Regions from separate parts of the Mus musculus genome. Here region 1 is linked to region 2. The links are chromatin loops, found by intact Hi-C in ENCODE. Cell type or tissue: left cerebral cortex. All regions are shown on one strand. Each heading gives the region's core, and the rest is flanking DNA. Links, peaks and the distances in the headings are about the cores only.

The links. Peaks named below come from ENCODE experiments on the same cell type or tissue, not always from the same donor. Only the 100,000 strongest peaks of a DNase experiment are listed, where the experiment ranks them.
Region 1: it touches region 2 in a loop (3-fold over the local background); 14 of 42 quality-filtered maps call a loop at or near these places.

The regions. Positions count from the first base shown.
Region 1 is chr5:74,251,718-74,254,624 of GRCm38, forward strand. The region is part of intron 5 of Scfd2 (Sec1 family domain containing 2); the gene reads right to left. Among named protein-coding and RNA genes, the nearest start is that of Rasl11b, 58 kb to the left of the region's middle. In left cerebral cortex, for the core only: no CTCF peak of the experiment used is centred there; DNase peaks (open chromatin) are centred at 212, 307, 1,310 and 2,279; H3K27ac peaks cover 2,500 bases.
Region 2 is chr5:74,193,490-74,196,396 of GRCm38, forward strand. Rasl11b (RAS-like, family 11, member B) reads left to right here and starts at 1,837. Exons shown (of 4, transcript NM_026878.1): 1 at 1,837-2,101; 2 at 2,614-2,670. The coding sequence starts at 1,963. In left cerebral cortex, for the core only: a CTCF peak has its summit at 1,685; DNase peaks (open chromatin) are centred at 292, 1,728, 2,224 and 2,624; H3K4me3 peaks cover 1,633 bases; H3K27ac peaks cover 1,764 bases.

The DNA.
Region 1 (2,907 bases), core at 85-2,584, 58 kb after region 2:
ACTATGGAGATACTGCCTGAATCTCCTCTTAACTATTTCTATGTCCAAGTGACAGTGACTTTAAGTAGTGACATTGCACTTTAAGAAACAGGATCCCCCTCTGCATCTTCCGCACTGCTGGGCAGTCACTGGTGGTTGACACCATCCCCAGTCTCTTCTTCTGGCACAAGCCAGATTTTGTTCTTCCCAGAGAGGGACCCACAACAGAGAAGATGCTAACTATCACTGTGAACGGCAATCACCTGACGGTTCTGTATCCATGCATTCAACCGGCTGTGGATAAAAGATATTCTGGAAAATAATCCATCCACACTGAACATGTATAATGCTCAGGCTTTTCTTACTCCCTAAATGTTGAGTGTAACAGCTTTCTGCATAGCATTTACATTAGCCTGGGTCTAAAAAGTAATCTAGAGATGACTTAAAATACACAGGCAGCTAGCCATATGTAGGTTGTATGCAAATAGTACATCATTTTTATATAGGATAATTAATTGGGAATTTGAGAGTTTGTGTCTAGAAATTTCTGTGAATATAAACAGATGACTGTCCTGAGTTTCTAGGGCTGTTTGTTATTTCCTTTACCTAACTGATATGAATACTGGCCCTCCAACTTCTAGGTTAAAAAAAATAAATAAAGAATCTATACAGTCAACTAGAGAGAAAAAGACAGCAGATACTACTGGCCATTACCACACCTTAGGTATAACCTTACTCATACCTAATTTTGGTAATCCTGAGAAATAAGTATCATCTCCATTTTATACTCACAGAAACTGAGGTCAGAGAGGGAAGAAGCTTTGAAGTTAGAAAGCTAACAAATGGGGGCAGTTTCTGCATCTCGCGGTTATACGGTACTGTCTGTAAAAAGCACATATAGCTAGATAACTCTATAGGCCAAATGGGGGTCCCAGGATGGAGGAACTAGGAAGGCTGGGCATCCAGACTTGTGGCATTTACTAGGTGTTCGTAGCATGCATATGAGTGTCGGGGCCTGGGGCAGGGCCAGCATGAGTCCGTTCTGGCAATGGGATGGCAACTGATGGAGGCTACCAAAGTGGAGACTGTAATACGCTAAGGGAAAAGTCTCCAGCTAGAACAGGGATGGGGCAGGACCCGGAAGTCCACTCACAGGCATGGAGGGGAGGAAGAAAAATGAGCAGAGAGGAGTAAGCTGGGAAGGAAGCAAGGAACAATGGCCAAATAAGGAAGTGCCAGTGATGAGCTTCCTTTCCTGTCCAGATCTGCACACTTGGTAAAAATACACCATATGTCTCACCCTGGCACACGGAGATGTTGAGGCATACTGCTATTGGTGGGTGGCATTAAAGATACCCCTCAGGAGCCAAAAAAGAGGCCACTCCACCCTCCTGGAATAGCAACCCCCAGCCCAGCTGGTCCAGGAATTCAAACTCAGCCAGGCAGTACATATTCCAACCCAAGAGGCCAGAAAGGCTGCCCTCCACTGCTGTTCCCTGAAGAGGATTCACTGGGCAGAGTGAATGACAGTGGCATTAGCATGTGGGGAAGGGAACTGAAAGGCTGTTTGGTACTGATGGGGTTGATCAGGCCTGGCAGAGGATCCCAGGATGGTTCTTGATCACTCCCCTTACCCTCAGCCACATACCCTGAGTCCTAAGCTTCGGGGACAGATTCTGCCTATTCACAGATTACGAAATCGGTGGCTCTGGGGCTGGAGAGGTGGCTAGCTGGCTATTCAGCATGAGGACCTGAGTCCTGTATACTCAGCATCCGGGTAAAAAGCTGGGTGCTGTGGTGTAGAGCTGTATTCCCAGTGTTGGGAAGGTGGAGACAGGAGGTTTAATAAAACGACTTAAAGGAAGATGCCCAACATCAACCTCTGGCCTCTGTGTGATGAATGTGTGTAACCTCAGACCCCCAGAAATGGGTAGCTCTCTGCAGTGGCAGTGTCTCAGGTCAGGGGCTACAAGAGCCCTGTATCTGGGTTCATGGGATCTTGGTAGAGAAACCTAGCCCTAAATAAAGGCCCAGGGCCTGTCTGCCAGCAGTTTGAGGATCTCACTGTAGAAAGGGTAAAACTTCAAGATGATCCGAAGGTGACCAGGAAGGGCTTTCATGACCCCGAGTTCCTAATTGCAGCTAAAAAGGAGGCATGTGGCGGAAATGACACGGGACAGGAAGTGCTGCTGTATGAGTTCAGATTTCAGAAGGGATGCCTGGAGTCCCTAAGTGGAGGGCTTAGCCAGGAAGTGGCCAGCTGTGGCACTGGGAAGAGGGGCTTCCTATAGGAATAAGAAGCAGACACAGGCTGGGAAAGACAGGGACAGAGGACACTGCAGCTGTGGGAGGAGCGCACAGCACTCTGCAGGCAGAGACATGAACGTGCTTTCTCGAAAGGAGTGGTCAGGACCAGGCTTTCAGTTCCTATTCCTAGAAATGCTTTTTCCTTGCTGGACCAGCTCATATGTCAGTTTCCCCATGAAACCTCTTTCCTTCAGCACCCCACCCCCACCCCTAGGCACTGGATGACAGCTCTGCAGCTTTGGTTTCAGCCCTTCTCTCCAAGCATATGAGGGACACTACCAGATCCTGGAGCTGCCAGTAGAGGTAGAAGCAGACTCCCTTTCCTCAATAGGAGCTGGATGTGGCACCCGTGTGCCAAAGGGTCCTATGTTGGAGGCTTCGTTCCCGGTGTGCTAATGTTGGTAAATAATGGAGCCTTTAAGAGCGGGCCCTTAATTAAGACACTGAGGCATTGCTTTCTGAAGGGATAAATGCCAATGTGTGGGGTGATCTAGTTATTCACAAGCAAGTTGTTTTTTAAAAGCAGAATATACATGGCTTCCAGTCTTGCTTTGTAACTGCTATTGTATGTCTGTGACTGATACAACGTCTGTACGAAGCTCTCGTCAGATCTAAGAAGAA
Region 2 (2,907 bases), core at 290-2,789:
CCCATGGTAACGAAAATGAAACACCAGACGCTAAAGTGATTCAAGGCAAAATTCCCTTTGAGAATCTTTATCAGGTCTGTGTGTGCAAAAAGCAGCCGAACAAATGTTGTAGACTACGTAATTATTTCCCATGTAAACACTAGAGAATTGCAGGCTAGAGGGCCGGGGGCTGAAAGGTGCACGGTACCTTAATTATAGCCTTGCTAAGTTTGATTTTATAGACCGGCAAAACTCAAGTTTGATTTAAACCACACAGAAAGACATGATGCAAATTGGCCATGCCCTTTGTCCCAGACTCAGACGTCTGATCTTGCTTCAGTCCAGTGTTTTCCCTAGAAGGCAGACTTTTACTACCGTGACTGCTCAGCCTGTTTGCCACCCCACCCCCTCCATTCTGTTGTTCATCCTGGAAGACTTAACCAGGCAAGTCTACATAATCTTCCTAGTTCCCCTCCGATTTCTTCACCCCTTCAAACTGTTACTAGATACAGGGTTTGTCCCGGTCTGACCAGAGTAGGAGGGTAAATTCTTATTACCTGGTGAATGAAGCCCAGAATGGACTGTGATTAAACAAGAAACGGTGTGTTGAGCCTGGAATCAGCTTCTTTTGCTTTTCTACCTTCAATAAAGGTGTACAAAATGCCACAGGCTTTGCTCTTAGGCACCAAGATAAAAGGCCCTGAGGGTTGTAAGGGCATGCTGGTGGCGATAGATAAAGTAGGTTGCTGAAGTTGGGATCTGGCCAGCAGTTGTCTGTGATTTTCTCTGATGAGGACACGGGGGTACTTGGTATTTTTATGAGTGCTAGACTCCTCATCTTCCTTGGCGACAAGCCACTTTTAACTAACCTTTATGACTAGGCTAACCGTGGGGCCCCTCTGCCTCCCGGTGAGTCCAATCCACAGCTGCACTGACTTCTTGTCTTACCTTTCACAGATCTGGGAGGAGGCGTGACTGGGCTAGCCATGCAAGCTTGTTCTAGTGACTTTTAGCCTGGCTTTGCCTCTCGGGGTGCGGTACTTGCTTTCCACGTTGTGTGCCTTCTCGTGGGCTTGCACTGTTGGCAAGAACTAGAACAAAATAGGTATTTTGCCCCAAAGACAAACGCCACATTTTGGGTCACGGAGGGGTGCCTTTGTTTAGGAATACAAGGATGGGGAAAATGTATAATCCAGGATAATACTTTGAATGTAGCCAAGTCAGTGCAAAGATGTCGAGCGCACGAGCAGAACATAGGGCAGGGCCAAACAGGGCAGTGACCTATGGGGCTCCCAGCAGGTTCCTTGGGGTCAGAGGTGGAGAAGCCAGTGGTCAGAGAGGTTAGGGGACCTGGGACCCAATTCAGAGAATGCCTAGGGACTGACCTACGGAGGCCCAGCGGCGAGGTTGGCAGACAAGGGTGGGTGCTTCTAAACCCACCGCGGATCTGAGATCCCGCGGACACGCCAGGTCTCCTATGAAGGCAAGGACAGATTCCCCCCACGTGGACCTGAGACCCAGCAGACACGGCCAGATCCCCCCACGCGGATCTGAGACCCCGTGACCCCGCAGGCACCGGTGCGGCCGCGTGCTAGCGCAGCGGGAGCCGGCTGGGTCCCGCACGTTGCCACCCTCGCGCCGGCCGCCCTGTTTTCCTCGGATCTCACGGGGCCCCGCACTCGCTCTCGGCTCCTGTGGGGGCGCAGCCTGGTAGTGCAGGCCGTGGGCGGGGCCTCGAGCGGGGCGCTCGGGGATTGGCTGCTGGAATGGAGGCGGGGCCTGGGCCAGAGAAAACCCGCGCCCCGGCGGCTGCCATCCCAGCCGCGATCCGGAACCCCCGAGCCTCTCTTCTCGTCGCGCTCTCCCGTTCTTTCCAGTTTCTGCCCGCGCGCCCTCCGACGGGGTACCCTCCTCTCCTTGCAGCGCGAGCCGTCTCCTGTCCTGACTTTCCTCCCCGCTCCGTGCAGCCGGGCCGTAGCGGCGATGCGCCTCATCCAGAACATGTGTACCATCGCAGAGTACCCCGCCCCAGGCAGCACCGCTGCCGACTGCTGCCTGGGGGCTGCGGGCCGCCGGCTCGTTAAGATCGCCGTGGTAGGGGCCAGCGGCGTGGGCAAGACCGGTGAGTCCATGCGAGGAACCCGCTTGGTGGAGGGGCGGGACGTGGGAGACCCCCGCTCGGACTGGAACTGAGAGACGGTGGGCGTTGCAGTGGGATCCTCTGCCTCTTCATGTCTCTGCTTTAACGAAGAGGGTCACTGGGGCCCAGAGCGTCCCGCCGACTTTCGGGCCAGAGTAGAACTTTGGGGCTTTGGGCTTTTGGCAGGATCTGGGGCGGAATGGGGGAGCTAGTGATTGTAACCCCTCCAGGAGTTCCGTAAGGTTAGGAAGAAGTTTGCCTGCTGGAAGGCTTAGGTGTGGCCCAGCTGGGCTCCGCGGAGGGGCTGGGCCTCAAGACCCTTCCTGCTGGCAGAGCTGTAATTCACTCCTACCTCCTTGTGTCTGGTAGAGGGTCAAGGAGCCCTCGGTGGCCGGCTGTGACTTTCTTTGGAAGAGTTGTTTTCCAGGTGGGGGTGGGGTGGAGAACCGTCTAACTTAGTGGGTTAACAGTCTGTTTTCTTTTCTGAATTGCAGCTTTGGTGGTCCGATTCCTCACTAAACGATTCATCGGGGACTACGAACGAAATGCAGGTGAGGAAACGTACGGAGACCAACCCTGTTGGGATGGCCGCCCTCATTTCTCAGTACCTTTAAGGACACTTCCTTCAGAGTGACAGTGTTTAGCATCAAGATTCTGCTACTTCCAATTCTGCACGCCCCCTCCCCCTCCCCCTTCCCCCTCCCCCCAGCTGCCATCTGGCCTCATTCCATTCTTGGCGCATTCATCATTTTATCAAGTGCCCGAAAGTATTCCCTGTGGTATGTTTT